2 separate regions of the Homo sapiens genome follow, and region 2 is linked to region 1. The links are chromatin loops, found by intact Hi-C in ENCODE. Cell type or tissue: heart left ventricle. All regions are shown on one strand. Each heading gives the region's core, and the rest is flanking DNA. Links, peaks and the distances in the headings are about the cores only. Region 1 overlaps LOC124900980 (a long non-coding RNA gene). Region 2 overlaps PLPP1 (phospholipid phosphatase 1).

Region 1 (11,673 bases), core at 3,973-8,972:
TAAATTAAAAGAGATCGAACTGGGAAAATATTTGCTACATGTATGATAGATTTACATGGAAATAAGTGGGGGCACCTAAGATATTCCAGGAAAAAATAAGAAAAGAACATGAAACAGACAATTCACAAAAGAGAAAGTATGAATGGCTAACAGCTAGAAAATAACTAAAAACTATTATTAACAAAAATTTAAAAATCAATTATAGTACTCATTTCTGACTGGGGCACAGTGAGCTGGGCACACTACTTCTTTCTAGATCTTCAGAGCCAAGTTTTTAAAACTCAAAGCTAGACATTGACTCAGTTTCTTTGTCTGCATTTTAGGTGTTTAGACCCCACCTGAGGAGCTGTACATAACAAAAGCCCTCAATGCCACTAAACCAATGGGAGAGGGGTAAGAGTACAAAGAATTTAAAACCACAATAGACTCATATTATTCTATTACCAGTAGATAGAAATCAAATACGTTTTATCAATTTGAAGAACGTTTTCCACGTCATCCAGTCACCCAGGCCACAAGATCCTCAGTGACGACAGATAATTATGAAATTAGTTGTATTATTGATACTGCTTTTTCCTGGGTATTGGCTTCCCAGAGTTACTGAGAGAATGATGGAATAAAGCATCGACTTTGTCATATAGAGCCATGTATTACAAGTAAAACTTGCTGTTTCAAAATCTTTTCCTTCTCTTTCAAAAAAACTATCATTTTCTTCTCTCTGAGCAGTTTTTGATAGAGTTCATCATTAGCAGGGGCCTCAAAACAGAACATTGCAAATCATGTCAGTTTCAGAATGATTTTTTTTTTTTGGCTTGCTGATGGCAAACTGCAATGTGAATTTCTGCAAGAGCACAGTGCCATGTCATAAATCATTAGTCTGGCTTCAGAGTCTCTTGCTATTTTCCCTACATGGAGGACAGATGCTTTTTTGTTGAATCAGGACCATAATTTGCATCTGGTAGGACAATGGATCATATTCTCTTCTGTCCACACACAGAGCCGCATTGACAACAGCAAGAGTTGCTCAGAGATAGAGGCAAAGTTTGGCTCAGCCAGTGCTAAATTCAGCTTGATTTTTAAAAGTAAATGACCCAGTTAAAATCCAGTGAAGAGCAAAGCACATAGTGGATTTGGAAGTTTCCTTTGAAATTTCCAGCTCAGTGTATGAAGTAACTCCAGACTCTAATGAGCCTCTCCGACTGCAAGCAACTAAGACCCAAAATGATTGTCTGTATCAGATCCAGGGCTTTCTGTGACAGCAGACAATTTATTGTTATGCTTTACACCCTGGTTTTCCATCTGTGATTGATGTGTGCTCTTCCGCTTTCAAAAGACTTTTCTAATAGTCACGTTTCTTCCAACTGACCCTGCAAGATGAGTCAAAATTTCCATACTTAGGAATCCCAGCTACTTAGGAAGCTGAGGCAGAAGAATCTCTGTAACCTGAAAGGCGGAGGTTGCAGTGAGCTGCGATCACACCACTGCACACCAGCCTGGGCGACAGAGCGAGACTCCGTCTCAAAAATAAATAAATAAATAAATAAGGAGATGGTTATACAATTGCATTCTTCTCAACTTAAAAGCCTCTCTCTGAGCTGGATGCGGCCATTCACGCCTGTAATCCCAGCACTTTGGGAGGCTGAGGCGGGTGGATTGCCTGAGGTCAGGAGTTCGAGACCAGCCTGCCCAACATAGTGAAACCCCATCTCTACTAGAAATACAAAAAATTATCTGGGCATGGTGGCACGCAACTGTAATCCCAGCTACTAGGGAGGCTGAGGCAGGAGAATCGCTTGAACCCGGGAGATGGAGGTTGCAGTGTGCCAAGATCGTGCCATTGCACTCCAGCCTGGGCAACAAGAGTGAAACTCCATCTCAAAAAAAAAAAAAAAGCCTCTCTCTTTGGCTTGTAGATGGCCATCTTCGTGTTCATATGATGCTCTCTCTGTCTGCATGTCTCTGTGGCCAAGTTTCCCCTTCTTATAAAGACAGCAGTCATATTGGATTAGGGCCCACCCCAGTCACCTCATTTTAACTTGATTACATCTATAAAGACCTATCTCCAGATAAGGTCACATTCTGAGGCACTGGATATTGGACTTTAATATATGAATTTTGGGGAGACACAGTTCAGCCACAACACCAGGCAACCTCTCTGGCTTTGGTTTCTTCATCTTTAGAGGGGAATGTTGGCCTTATTGCTCCTTCAGGGCTCTTTCAATCCCAGTGTTCCAAGATTTGCTCAGCCCTTTTGAAGCTGCCAAGCCTGTCCCTGCTATCCCCAGGGTTATAAATATAAGAATTTTCCCTCCCCGGGCCTGCCAACCAGTCCTGGAGGGTGGGAAATGAACAGAGAAATGCTGCGAGGGTGGAGTTTTCCTTTAACCTTTTGTCACTTGCATGAGTGCTGTAATCGGACAAACATTCAGGGCGTGGTGAACTGGGGTTCCTGACATCCTAAAGCAAATAAGCAAATGACATTTGTTCTTTTCCAAGTCCCGAGGTTTTATGTGCTCCAACTATAGATGACAAAATAGTTCCAGGAGAGCTGCAGTGTTTTGTTCTCCCTGCCAATTCATTAGCAACAGAACCGTTGCCGGGCTCTAATCCAGCCCGGCTGACAGCAGTTCCCCAGTAAAGGAAGGACAGAACTGGAGCTGTCTGTGCAGCCAACAGGGATCAGGAGTGCTCAGATGTACTGACACGTTGGCAAAAAAAAAAAAAAAAAAAAAAGAATTAAAGAAAGAAAAGAAACTTACAAAAGTTTATTGAACTGAGAAGTTCACCCGGTTTCTTCAAGGAACTCAGACAGGAAGGTAGGAAGGAGGGGCCCCCGGCATGGTGATAACACAAATTAGGGGCTGGCCAGCATCATCTTTGGTGAAAATTTAGAAAAATTGGGATTTTCTTACCTATAAATAAAAACTGTTGGTTTTAGAAACCTAAACTAAGAGTATGTGTGCAAAAGGAAATCTATATAAGGAAGCAGGGCTGGACTGTAGTTACAGGAGGCCCAGGAACAGCCCACTTCCTTTCTTTGTGCCTTTTTAAATCATCTCTAAATGTGGAGATGGTAATACAATTGCACTCTTCTCGACTTAAAAATACTTTTCTTCTAAATCACCTGACACATCTTTTTTTGCCCCTGCATGGTGCTCATAGCCAGTAAGAGATCTTTCAGAGCCTCTTTATCAGTCTAGTAGATCTTGCTGGAAGCCGCCAGCACTCCAGATGCTGAATGCAGTCAGACTACAGCTCAAGCACTGACCCTGACCATCCTCCTGGTCTTAAGAATGTGCCAAACCTTTATGTTCGAGCTGCTTTATTAGGAACTTCTTGAGCTTTCTTTCCATGCAATTTCTCCATTCCTACTTTAAACTTTTCCACCCAGCTTTTATGATAATAATGAGCGAGGCTTGGATGCTGCTTTATGGCTTTTGAAAAGCCTGGATAGTATATGAGTGTGTCCATATCTTACTTTTTGTTTCTACCATGTGCAGCAGTGCGGGGGAAGTAAAAAAGCCATTCTTGTGGCCCCCTCCCGGCTTCCTGGAAGCTGCAGTGTGCCTGATGGGACAGGCATGTTCCTGGCTACACTGTAGCTGAGCAAAAGGTCTCTGCATACAGAAGACCAGGAGACCATAAGTTCACCATCAAAGAAAAGTCTGCAGCTGGTAGGTTGAGCCTGAATAATAATACATGCCACAACTCACTGCTGTTCAACTCATTCCTCAGCTGGGTTCACTGACTTGTGTACCTCAAAATGCTATGTTTTGCTGTCTCTTCCCGTCTATACTCTGAGATACTAACTCTTGAATCCTCCCAGTTAAATAGGAGTCTTGGATACTAAACCTGGCCATTTAGAAATCACATCCATTTATTTGTTCCTGTAGTCATTAATTCATTCAGAAGCAAGGATTGGATGTCTCCCATCTACCAAGCACAGGACTCAGCCATAGGGATGCACAGAATAACAGGAAAGGCTTTTCCTGCCTCAGAGGAACTCCTGGCCAATGGTCTCCTCTGACGCATGAAGGCTTCTGGACTTGGATTTTCATTTTGAGTTTTTGAACTTGTAGTACCCATGCGTCCTTTTCAAGGAAGAACTTGACTTCCTTGCTAACGCAGAGCATAGATGTCTGCCAAATCCCTGTACTCAACCAGACTTCCAGTTCTGATTTCTCCTAGTCCTTCCTGTTCCTATTCCTGAAGCCCAGCACAATAGCCTGAAGTGTCCACTTGAGTTTGGAAGCTCTGTCCCCATGGGAAGGGTCATACACTAGAGCCTTTGGGGCTGAGGAGCCTCTAAGACATGGCTTCTTTGGAGTCTCTGTCTTGTTTGTTTTCTCTTGGATCCACCCTAAGCATGACCACCACTGGACTACGATAGAATTTGAAGAGCCCAGTATATGTGAGAGGTCATTTGCAACAAATGAAAATGGGGGCCAAAGGGCAAGGTTTAGTTGTCAGAGTGGTATCTGGTGGCAGCAACCCTGCCAGGTCCCCTGGGAGCCCAGGTCTGCCCAGCACAAGTTCCTCAGCCATCCTTGCTGCTTTGCCTTCTGCCAGGCTGGGAAGAGGAAGGGGATGGTTACTGTGCCGTGAAGAGAAAGGCAAGTGGGCATTGGCCATAGCCTGTGCTTAAGAGGCAGTCGCACCTATCGAGTATTCCTGCCCAAAATGCTTAACCTGAATCAAATTGTGACGAGATAATCAGATGTCCAAAAAACCCCCAATTGGCCTGAACTCTTCAAAAATGTTGATGTCAAGAAAGAATTTTTTTTTTTTTTTTTTTTTTTTTTTTTTGAGACGGAGTCTCACTCTGTCGTCCAGGCTGGAGTGCAGTGGCACAATCTCAGCTCACTGCAACCTCTGCCTCCTGGACTCAAGCAATTCTCCTGCCTCAGCCTCCCAAGTAGCTGGAATGATGGGCAAGTGCCACCACGCCTGGCTAATTTTTGTGTTTTTAGTAAAGACGGGGTTTTGCCATGTTGGCTAGGCTGGTCTTGAACTCCTGAGCTCAGGTGATCCGCCCACTTTGGCCTCCCAAAGTTCTGGGATTACAGGCATAAGCCACCATGCCTGGCCAGGAAATATTTTTTTTACAGGCAAGGGAACTGGGCCGGGTGCAGTGGCTCACACCTGTAATTCCAACACTTTTAAGAGTTCAAGGCAGGTGGATCACTTGAGGCCAGCAGTTCGAGACCAGCCTCACCAACACGGTGAAACCCTGTCTCTACTAAAAATACAAAAAATTAGCCAGATGTGGTGGCACACACCTGTAATCCCAGCTACTCGGGAGGCTGAGGCAGGAGAATCACTTGAACCCAGGAGGCAGAGGTTGCAGGTAGTGGAGATCACGCCATTGCACTCCAGCCTGGGCAACAGAGGGAGACTGTCTCAAAAACAAAACAAAAATAGCAAGAGAATTGTTCTACATTAAAGAAAACTAAAAAGACATGACTAAATGTAATGCATGATGCCAATTTAGATCTGGGATTGGAAAAAATATAGCCATAACAGACATTATGGGGACAGTTATGAGTGTGTGTGTTTGCAGAAGGAGAAAGAAAAATGTGGCAAAATGCTAAAAATTAGTAAATCTAAATGAAAGTATGTGGCTATTCATTGTACTGTTTTCTCAACTTTGCTGCAGGCTTGGAATTTTTCAAAATAATAAGTTTAAAACTCAAGCATCATCCAGTGGCAGGTAAATGGGCAGTAAGATGGAAAAAATGGAGTGAGCAGACAGCAGGATCCAGGTGGCAGCATGGCAGCCCCAGACAACTTCTGGGCTGGGGTCTAGTCCCAGTAAAAAGTCAGGACCCAGGCTAAAAACCAGGCAGGCAGACAGGCATGAATACAGGGAAGCTGCAGCTTAGTGTGCACCTGGAAGCCTTGGGCCAGCCCCACCATCTGGGGACCAGGTGTGGGTAGAGCAGGTAAATTCCAGATCCACAAACAAGCAAATAACTCCCAATAATGCCACCGGTAGCCTTTGGAGGCTCAGGACTTTCCCAAGTCCTGAGTGCTGAGTGATCAAGAGGCCAGACAGGACTGGAGCCAGCAGGAACTAACATGTCTGCCTGTTGCCCAAGGATGACAAAAGCTCAAGGCGGAGATGGGGACTCCTCAGGAGGTAGGAACTTTACTGGGTTCTGTTTCCTCTTAACTGGCTACGTTCTGCATTGCCAGATTAAGTTACTGATTAAACCCACAGATGTCACTCTAATTTCCAACTTTTTCCATCTTTTCTGCCTCCTAGTCTCTATTTGCAATTCTTCCTAGCTGTCCTTGTTCTTCTCCTAGTTTTATGCCATTATGATGTGTGGAAAATATTAGACAACCTCTCTACAGTGTCTTAAAATGCCTGAGGACAAAGATTCCAAAACAAAATTTATCAAAGCTGGTTTTGGACTCAATAGTGTGACACGTAGTTTCCAAAGGTCATAAAGCTGAGTGCTAAAGTGATCAAGCTCCCAAGCTCCCTGGCTTTGTCATCCTTTGGCATTTTCCCAAGTTTTCTGGTCCTTAAAGGAATTGCTGATTTCTCCTTCCTGACTCTTTTTAATCTCAGCTGTGCTGAGCAGAGCTTCCCAAATTCTGGGCAGGCCAGCAGCTTAGCCCTCTCCTCTCCAGGACTCCTGAGCATTCCCCCTGTACATAGGGATGGACAGTGCCGGAGGTCAGCCAGGGGTTGGTGGGATGGATCCAGTCAAACTCAGCTCTGCTCGGTTTCCACCATGTGGCTCAGCAACAAAGCAGCCATGACACGTGTTGCCAAGACCATGTGTTGGGAGCCAGGAGTAGATGAATTCCTGGTGTACATAAGGAAAACAGCAACTGAGTTTGCTACAACTGTGATTAACATGCAAGATTCATCCTGGAGATAGCTCCTCTTGAGAAAACATAAGATTTGCAGAAGGGGATTTAAAGAAAGCCCCAGTGGTTTTTCATCTCAATCTTTCTCTCTCAATTTTTTAAAGCACCAAATCCCTATGTTCAAATATAAATTTTAGGCAAGAACCAATATACAGGCCAGGCGTGGTGGCTCACAACTGTAATCCCAGCACTTTGGGAGGCTGAGGCAGGCGGATCACCTGAGGTCAGAAGTTCGAGACCAGCCTGGCCAACGTGGTAAGACCACCCCCGCCCATCTCTACTAAAAATACAAAAAATTAGCTGGGCATGGTGGCATGCACCTGTAATCCCAGCTACTCGGGAGGCTGAGGCACAAGAATCGCTCGAATCCAGGAGGCAGAGGTTGCAGTGAGCTGAGATGATGCCACTGCACTCCAGCCTGGGCAACAGAGTGAGACTTCATCTCAAAAAAAAAAAAAAAAAAAAAAAAAGGAAAGAAAGAAAAGAAAAAAGAACCGATATACAAAAGAGATAACCTGGCTTGTCTGATTTTTGTGTGTGTGGGAGGGGGACCACAGACCTATGTGGTCTTTCCCAGTAGCCCAGGATACTTTCAAAGTATTATTACGGCTCTCACGGGATCCAGGGTTTGAGAACCATTGCTCCCATCTTTCCTCCCCACATGCAGAGGAACTATGGCATCTTCGCTGATGCCTTCTTTAATGTTTGTTGCTCGAGCTATTTTTTTTTTTTTTTGAGATGGAGTCTCCCTCTGTTGCTCAAACAGCAGTACGGTGGCATGATCTCAGCTCACTGCAACCTTCACCTCCCAGGTTCAAGTGATTCTCCTGCCTCTGCCTCCCAAGTAGCTGAGATTATAGGCGTGTACCACCATGCCTGGCTAATTTTTCTATTTTTAGTAGAGACAGGGTTTCGCCATTTTGGCCAGGCTGGTCTTGAACTCCTGACCTCAGGTGATCTGCCCACCTCAGCCTCCCAAAGTACTGGGATTATAGGTATGAGCCACTGCGCCCGGCTTTTTTTTTTTTTCTTTTTTTGACGGAGTCTAACTCTGTCACCCAGGCTGGTGTGATCTCAGCTCACTGCAACCTCTGCCTCCCAAGTTTAAGCGATTCTTCTGCCTCAGCCTCCTGAGTAGCTGGGACTATAGGTGTGTGCCACCATGCTTGGCTAATTTTTGTATTTTTAGTAGAGACGAGGTTTCATCGTGTTGGCCAGGCTGGTCTTGAACTCCTGACCTCAGGTGATCCACCCGCCTCATCCTCCCAAAGTGCTGGGATTACAGGTATGAGCCACCGCTCCCACTTGAGCTATTTTTATGCTTCAATGCATACCAGGACCTCTATCATATGAGATGTTTTATTTCTTTCTTAAATGTCTAGAAAGGTCCTTTGATGGAAAATGAATAACTCATGATATCTTCAAAAACCAGCATTGGCCTGAAGTTAATATATTTCATCCTAATAAAAAAATAAGGCCGGGTGCAGTGGCTCACGCCTGTAATCCCAGCACTTTTAGAGGCCGAGGCGGGCGAATCACGAGGTCAGGAGTTCAAGACCAGCCTGACCAACATGGTGAAACCCTATCTCTACTAAAAATACAAAAATTTGCCAGGCGTGGTGGCACACACCTGTAATCCCAGCTACTCAGCAGGCTGAGGCAGGAGAATCTCTTGAACCCGGGAGGCGGAGGTTGCAGTGAGCTGAGATTGTGCCACTGCACTCCAGCCTGCATGACAGAGCAAGACTCCATCTCAATAAAATAAAATAAAATAAAATAAAATAAAATAAAATAAAATAAAATAAAATAAAAGTGTGATCACAAAGTCTCACTTTCATGATGCTGAAAAGGCAGAGCTCATGAATCCTTCCCTCTCCTCCCTTACGTGATAGACGAACCCCAGGGTGTGGCTCTTCTCACAGGTTCTGTTGCACTGGCTTTCTGTGAACTCAACATCTTGGATTCAGTTGAACTTGCTTCATTTTTTTATTGTTACACACTACATCATTCATTACTTTTCCTGCCATTGACTGCTAGTTACATTTTCATCTATAACCGCAAACATCATGGGATAGAAAACCGTGGGAAAGTTAATCTCTAAAGCAATGGAAAGTTCCCAAATGTGAGAATAACAGGGCAACCCATGGTGGGAAATGCTACTCAACAGCTTTATTTCATCACAATAACAATGACTCTTGAGATGGAAAAAATTTTTATTTGATAAGGCTACCATTCATCCCAAAATGGACAATGTGTATTTAGTCATTCAATTCAAATTTGTGTGGCTCATTCCTCAGCTACTTAGTTATTTTTCATTAGATTTCATTAGTGGTTAGACTGTATTTCCCTAGTCCACAGCAGCCAGAGTGCTGTACACTATTAACATACAAATGGGGATGTCTCCTGCCCTTATCATCACTTGGAGTCCCCATCAGTGTTCCACCTGGGAGTCCCTAGAGAGCCTCTCGCCTGAACTCACCAAAAACTTTAGGACCACCATAGGCTTCTACCACTGTCTTCTTCTGCTCGGTCCCTCTTCAGTGATGTCAGCTTCCCAGGCCTCACCACCCACACAGCTAATGAAGGTGTTTCAAGGCTACCTCTGGTGTCCTCAAACGACCCCCTTTACAGGCCCATTGTCACTGCCACCACCCCGATACATGGGTACATGTGGTGTACCAATATGGAGATGAATACTCTGAAGGTCATGGCATTTGTTGCCCAAGTGAGAAAAAGCCTCTCTCTATTTCATGTAATGTACATTTTGTGTAATGTACATGAGCAATTACTGAGGCAGTCTTCCCTTGCATCCAAGATCTTAGAGTTTTTAATGAAAATAGGGGCTGTGCACAGTGGCTCACACCTGTAATCCCAGCACTTTGGGAGGCCGAGGCGGGCAGATCATGAAGTCAGGAGATCGAGACCAGCCTGGCCAACATGGTTAAACCCTGTCTCTACTAAAAATACAAAAATTAGCTGGTCATGGTGGCTCGTGACTGTAATCCCAGCTACTCAGGAGGCTGAGGCAGGAGAATTGCTTAAACCAGGAAGTTGGAGGTTGCGGTAAGCCAAGATCACGCCATTGCACTCTAGCCTGGCGAGAGGGTGAGACTCCACAAAAAAAAAAAAAAAAAAAAAAAAAGAGAGAGAGAAAGAGAAAGAAAGAAAATAGGGCCAGGTGTGGTGGCTCACGCCTGTAATCCCAGCACTTTGGGAGGCCAAGGCAGGCGGATCACCTGAGGTAAGGAGTTTGAGACCAGCCCGGCCAATATGACGAAACCCTGTCTCTACTAAAAAAAATACAAAAATTAGCTAGGCATGGTGGCTCACGCCCATAATCCCAGCTGCTCAGGAGGCTGAGATAGGAGAATCACTTGAACCCAGGCGGTAGAGGTTGCAGTGAGCCGAGATCAAGACACTGAGTCACTGAGTGAGCAACAGAGTGAGACTCTGTCTCAAAACAAAAAAAAGAAAAGAAAAGAAAAAAGAGTTTTTAATGAAAATAAGGCTTTCAGATTTTAACATAGGCCTTTCTCTTCTAGGATTCAGTCCTGAGTTCATGGAGGCAGGACTAGGGTTGGGGGGGCACAGTCGAGTATATTCAGAACTGGCCCCCCCCACCTTAACAAGCTTTTCTGGTTCAGTCTCTCTTCCTTTAAATGAGTTCTGTCTCCCCAGCCATCAGTTCCTCTTAAAAATTGGCTTTTGGCAGCTCAGTCTACCAAACAGGTCTAGACACGTCTGAATCCCAGTGGGAGATGGCTTAGGCTTAAACTAAGGCTGCTGACACATGACTTTCCACTTAAAATTTACTCAGGCTCTTTTACCCATCAATATGCTTAAAAAAAGAAAGATAACTTCGCTTACATCAAGCATTCATTCTGAAGTTACTAATTTTCTTTTGCCTTGTCCTTATGAGCTCTTGGATTTCAAATGGTAGATTGGTGAGGTTATTACTGATCATTTGACTCATACGCATTAACCACATGAATATTAAGTATATGATTTCTATTTCTCCGTGTCAGCATTCTGTTTCCCTAAAATAAATTTACTCAAATGAATCTTCAATAGGATGAGGAGAAATTGGAACCATCGTACAATGTTGGTGGGAATGTAAAATGGTACAGTCATTTTGGAAATCAGTTTGGCAGTTCCTCAAAATATTAAACATAGAGTTACCATGTGACCCAGCAACCCCATTCCTAGGTATACCCAGAGAATTGAAAACATAATCACACAACAACTTGTACACAAATGTTCAGTATGATTCCCTTTAGATGAAGAGTTCAGAATAGGCAAATCTGCAGAGACAGAAAACAGATTAGTGATTGCCAGGGACTGGGAGAAGAAGGGAATGGAGAGTGACTGCTAATGGACATGGGGTTTCTTTTTGGGATGATGAAGATCTGAAATCAGATAGTGATGATGGTTGCACAACCTTGTGACTACTCTAAAAATAACTGGATTATATATTTAAAGAAGGTGAATTTTATGTGAATTATGTGTCAATTTTTTAAAATGGATCTTTACGATATATTAAACAATCAGCAGCCTGCGTTTTATAGGAAAACTTAAATGGTTGCTTTACTGACGTTTATAACAAATTACAGCCTTCTTGTAAAAAGCAAGATCCTTTGAAAGCCCAAATAGAAAGAATAAATGCTTTGGCTGCGTGCGGTGGTTCATGCCTGTAATCCCAGCACTTTGGGAGGCCAAGGCAGGCAGATCACCTGAGGTCAGGAGTTCCAGAGCAGCCTGGCCAACACGGCAAAACCCCATTTCTATTAAAAA
Region 2 (5,000 bases), core at 1-5,000, 130 kb after region 1:
TTTCCTTTTTTATTGCTGTCTTCCATTTAAAAGTGTTTTATTGCAGCTCTTTTTTTCATCGCCAGCATGTAAGAATGTTAAATGAACCTTATAGATCATTTAGGCTAGAGTCAGCAAACTTTCTTAAGATGCCAGATAACATATATAATATATATAATTTTTTTTACATTTTTATATTATTATTTTGTAGAGACTAAGTCTCACTATGTTGCCTAGGCTGGTGTCAAACTCCTGGGCTCAAGTGATCCTTCCACCTTGGCCTCCCAAAGTGCTGGGGTAACAGGCATGAGCCACCACACCCAGCCAATAGTAAATATTTTAGGCTCTCTGGGCCATATAGTCTCTTTCACAACTATGGAACTGTGCTGTTAATAGCAAGAAAGCAGCCATAGACAATACTTAAATGAATAATGTGGCTATGTTCCAATAAACTTCACAAAAACAGCGCTGCCACAGGGGTCAAAGTTTGCCGAACCCTGATCTAGTCCCACCATTATTTATGAAGCTCTGCTAGATCTTAGTATTCTTAGTTTATTATTATTGTTTAGATTTTTTTTTATAAGGTAACTTGGTTCAGGTTGTGACAGCTCTAGGTCATCAGGTTGCTGTCTTATAACGCCCTTATTGGGCTCCTTTCTGCATGCTGGGACACCTTTAGACATGAATGAAACAGAATGTTTAGAACTCAGAAGATCCAACTTTTTAAATTGATAGATGAGGAAAAAATAGAGGACCAAGAACACTAAGTAAAGCCACTAATTAGTAGCAGAGCCAATTCCTCATTTCAAGTTTCAAAATTGTCAGCCTTATCTTTTTATATATCAAGTTTAATTTCCTTTAGTTGTTCAAAGTACAAATACTTTCTTGGGTAAAACATCCTTTGTTTGTTTGATTTTTTTAGATATGATTTCTAGATACTTCATTGTCTTTGTTGGTATTCTTGAAAGCAACGTGGGCCTGCTAATAGCTTCAATTTTTTTTTTCTTTTCCTTTTTTTCTTTTTTTTGAGATGGAGTCTTGCTCTGTTACCCAGGCTGGAGTGCAGTGGCATGATCTTGGCTCACTGCAGCCTCTGCCTCCCGGGTTCAAGCGATTCTCCTGCCTCAGCCTCCCGAGTAGCTGGGACTACAGGCACGTGCCACCATGCCCTACTAATTTTTGTATTTTTAGTAGAGACGGGGTTTTACCATGTTTTCCAGGCTGGTCTCAAACTCCTGACCTCAGGTGATCCGCCTGCCTCAGGTTCCCAGAGTGCTGGGATTATAGGCATGAGCCATGGCACCCGGCCAGTAGCTTCAATTTTTTGTATTTAGTGGGGATGAAAAAAATCTTATTTAACTAGAGTATATACTATGGTATTTGCTTGGGGTTTAGCAGTGAACAAGACATCTCTGGTCCCCATCTTCATGGACCTTAGTCTGGCAGGGAAGATTTACATTAAACAAAGGATGAGAATGGAAGAGAACTTGCTTGGTGATAATGAGGTCAAAGAAGAGAAAGATCAAGCTGTTAAATGGCAAACTTTGAGGTGGTGAGGAGGACTGATATGGGTGTAAAGTCTTAATGAAGGAGGGAAAAGTGACTGAAGAGGTAGACAGTTGAGAAATAGTTGGTAAAAGGTGATAGTGTTGATTTGAGCTCAGGTGAACAAGCATTTTTATAAGGGGCTAGAGGAAGAATGGTCCAGAAATGGCTTTGAGGAATGATGAAAACACCAACATCAATACTGGACTCTTAAGGTGTATGGGCTGTGTAGATCTCATTCCCTGCAAGGGCAAGCAGTATCCTAGGGAAAGCCTCTTTAATTGGATGGCTAGGAGGTACAGAGAGCCTTCAGGGAACAGTTTGGAGACACAGGGAAAGATAGAAGACTTTAACAGTAGAGCCAGAATTCCAGAGTGTTCAGTGGAGGAGTAGGAACAGAGGGGATGAACAAATGGCTTGGGTGGAGGAGAGGAAGCCTATTGAAAATGAGACTGAAATTTAAAACAAATTATAAAGAAGAACAAATAGCTGGGTAAAAACATACCATGTAAAACAAAATCTGATACAAGCTTATCCAACCTGTGGCCCACATGTGGCCCAGGATGGCTTTGAATGCGGCCCAACACAAATTCGTAAACTTTCTTAAAACATTATGATTTTTGTTTGTTTGTTTATTATCAGATATTGTTAGTGTATTTTATGTGTGGCCGAAGACAGTTCTTCTTCCAGTGTGGTGCGGGGAAGCCAAAAGATTGGACGCCCCGATTTAATAGAATAAAATTATCATGATTTCTTCTTCCATCTATAACTTAACCATATAACCTTTAAAAAATACCATACATATTTATGAATGCAATGATAAAACCAGCTATAGGAGTACGGCTGGCGTGGTGGCTCATGCCTGCAATCTCAGCACTTTGGGAGGCAGAGGCAGGCAGATCACTCGAGGTCAGGAGTTCAAGACCAGCCTGGCCAACATGGTGAAACCCTGTCTCTACTAAAAATACAAAAAGTAGCTGGGCATGGTGGCCGCACACCTGTAATCCCAGCTACTTGGGAGGCTGAGGCAGGAGAATCGCTTGAACCCCGGAGGCAGAGGTTGCAGTGAGCAGAGATTGCGCCACTGCACTCCAGCCTGTGTAACAGGATGAGACTCTGTCTCAAAAAAAAAAAAAACCACCTCCGCCCCACATAAAAAAACACTTATAGGATTTAAATCACAAAGGAAAAAAATAGAATAGATACTAGTCGAACTACTCTTTTAAATAGCTTTTTTGAGGTATAATTCACATGACATAAAATTTTGCCCATTTTAAGTGTACAATTGAATAAATTTGTAAAGTTATTTACCATTACAGTCAAGTTTTCAGATATTTGAAAAGCTTGTCCCTGAGTGTTTACAGTCAATTTACACTCCCATCTGCAACCGGAGGGTCAAGTTTCTGTGCCTATAGTTTTGTGTTTTCTAGAGTATTATATAAAAGGAATCCTACAGTGAGTACTTTGTTGTGTCTGCCTTCTTTCACTTAACATGTTAGTTTTGCAATTCATCCATGTTGTTCCTTTTTCTCCCCCTGAGGTATATTCGATTGTATGGATATAACACAGTTTACTTATCCATTCATGCAAATATTGATGGACATTTGAGTTGTCTCCAATTTTTGGCTATTAAAAATAAAGCTGTTCTGGCTGGGTATGGTGGCTCACACCTGTAATGTCCGAACTTTGGGAGGCCAAGGCTGGGTGGATCACTTGAGGTCAGGATTTCGAGACCAGCCTGGCCAACGTAGTGAAACCCCATCTCTACTAAAAATAACAGAAATTAGCGAGGTGTGGTGGTGCACACCTGTAATCCCAGCTACTTGGGAGGCTGAGAAACTGAGGCACAAGAATCACTTTGAACCCGTGTGGTGGAGGTTGCAGTTAGCCCAGATCATGCCAGCCTGGGTGACAGAACAAGACTGCTTCTTAAAAAAAAAAAAAAAAAAGATGTTCTGAACATTTGTGTACCAGTACAGTAATATATACTTTTATTTTTTCTTGAACAAATATCTAGGAGTAGAAGTGCTGGACTATATATAGCATGTGTGTATTTATTAATGGCCAGTTTTTGTTATTTTAGCCATTCTAAGGGTTTTTGTTATGGTATCTCAGTGTGGTTTTAATTTATATTTCCTTAATGACCAGTGTTGCTGAACATCTTTTCGTGTGTTTCTTGTCCATTCAGCTATTGTCATTTTTGAAATGTTAACTCTTTTACCCATTAAAAAAAAATTAGTTGCTTGTCTGAGTTGTAAGAGTTCTTTATATATTCTGAATAAAAGTCCTTTGTTAGATATATGTTTTGAAAATATTTTCTCTCAATCTGTGGCTTGCTATGTATTTTCTTATTTATTTATTTATTTATTTATTTATTTATTTATTTATTTATTTATTTATTTATGGGACAGGGTCTTGCTTTGTTGTCCAGGCTGTTTTTGAACTCCTGTGTTCAAGCGATCCTCTTGCCTCGGCCTTCCAAAGTCAAAGTGCTGGGATTATAAACATGAGCCACCATGCCCAATCAACTTTTTCTTTTCTTTTTTTTTGAGACAGAGCCTCACTCTGTCGCCGAAGCTAGAGTGCTGTGGCACAATCTCGGCTCACTGCAACCTCATGCCTCAGCGTCTTGAGTAGCTGGGATTACAGGTGTGTGCCACCATGCCCAGCTAATTTTTGTATTTTTAGTAGAGATGAGTTTCACCATGTTGGCCAGGCTGGTCTTGAATTCCTGACCTCAAGTGATCTACTCGCCTCAGCCTCCCAAAGTGCTAGGGTTACACGCGTGAGCCACCGCTCCTGGCCCAACTTTTTATTTTCTTTTTCTTTTTTATCTTAATTTAAGTTCTAGGATACATGTGCAGAACATGCAGGTTTGTTACATAGGTATATATGTGCCATGGTGGTTTGCTGCACCTATCAACCCGTCATCTAGTTTTTAAGCCCCACATGCATTAGGTGTTTGTCCTAATGCTCTCCCCACGCCTTACCCCACACCCCCTGACAGGCCCCGGTGTGTGATGTTTCCCTCCCTCTGTCCATGTGTTCTCATTGTTCAACTCCCACTTAGGAATGAGAACATGTGCGTTTGGTTTTCTGTTCCTGTGTTAGTTTGCTGAGAATGATGGTTTCCAGCTTCATGCGTGTCCCTGCAAAAGACATGAACTCATTCTTTTTTATGGCTGCTTTCTTTTTCTTTTTCTTTTTTTTTTGAGATGGAGTCTCGCTGTATCCCCCAGGCTGGAGTGCAGTGGCACGATCTTGGCTCTCTGCAAGCTTCGCCTCCCGGGTTCACGCCATTCTCCTGCCTGAGCCTCTTGAGTAGCTGGATCTACAGGCACCCACCACCATACCCAGCTAATTTTTTGTATTTTTAGTAGAGATGGGGTTTCACCGTCTTAGCCAGGATGGTCTTGCTCTCCTTACCTCGTGATCCGCCCACCTTGGCCTCCCAAAGTGCTGGGATTATAGGTGTG

Evidence for each region. A loop is a pair of places that touch in the nucleus more often than their neighbours do. Peaks named below come from ENCODE experiments on the same cell type or tissue, not always from the same donor. Only the 100,000 strongest peaks of a DNase experiment are listed, where the experiment ranks them.
Region 2: a loop joins it to region 1, with 2.0 times the contacts of the local background. A loop is called at or near these places in 1 of 110 quality-filtered maps.

What each region holds. Positions count from the first base shown.
Region 1 is chr5:55,592,187-55,603,859 of GRCh38, reverse strand. It overlaps LOC124900980 (a long non-coding RNA gene), which reads left to right. Exons shown (of 2, transcript XR_007058776.1): 2 at 324-640. Among named protein-coding and RNA genes, the nearest start is that of PLPP1, 63 kb to the right of the region's middle. RefSeq lists an enhancer at 1-32. In heart left ventricle, for the core only: no CTCF peak of the experiment used is centred there; a DNase peak (open chromatin) is centred at 6,689; H3K27ac peaks cover 4,705 bases.
Region 2 is chr5:55,462,709-55,467,708 of GRCh38, reverse strand. All of the region lies in intron 3 of PLPP1 (phospholipid phosphatase 1), which reads left to right. Among named protein-coding and RNA genes, the nearest start is that of MIR5687, 44 kb to the left of the region's middle. In heart left ventricle, for the core only: no CTCF peak of the experiment used is centred there; no DNase peak of the experiment used is centred there; H3K27ac peaks cover 232 bases.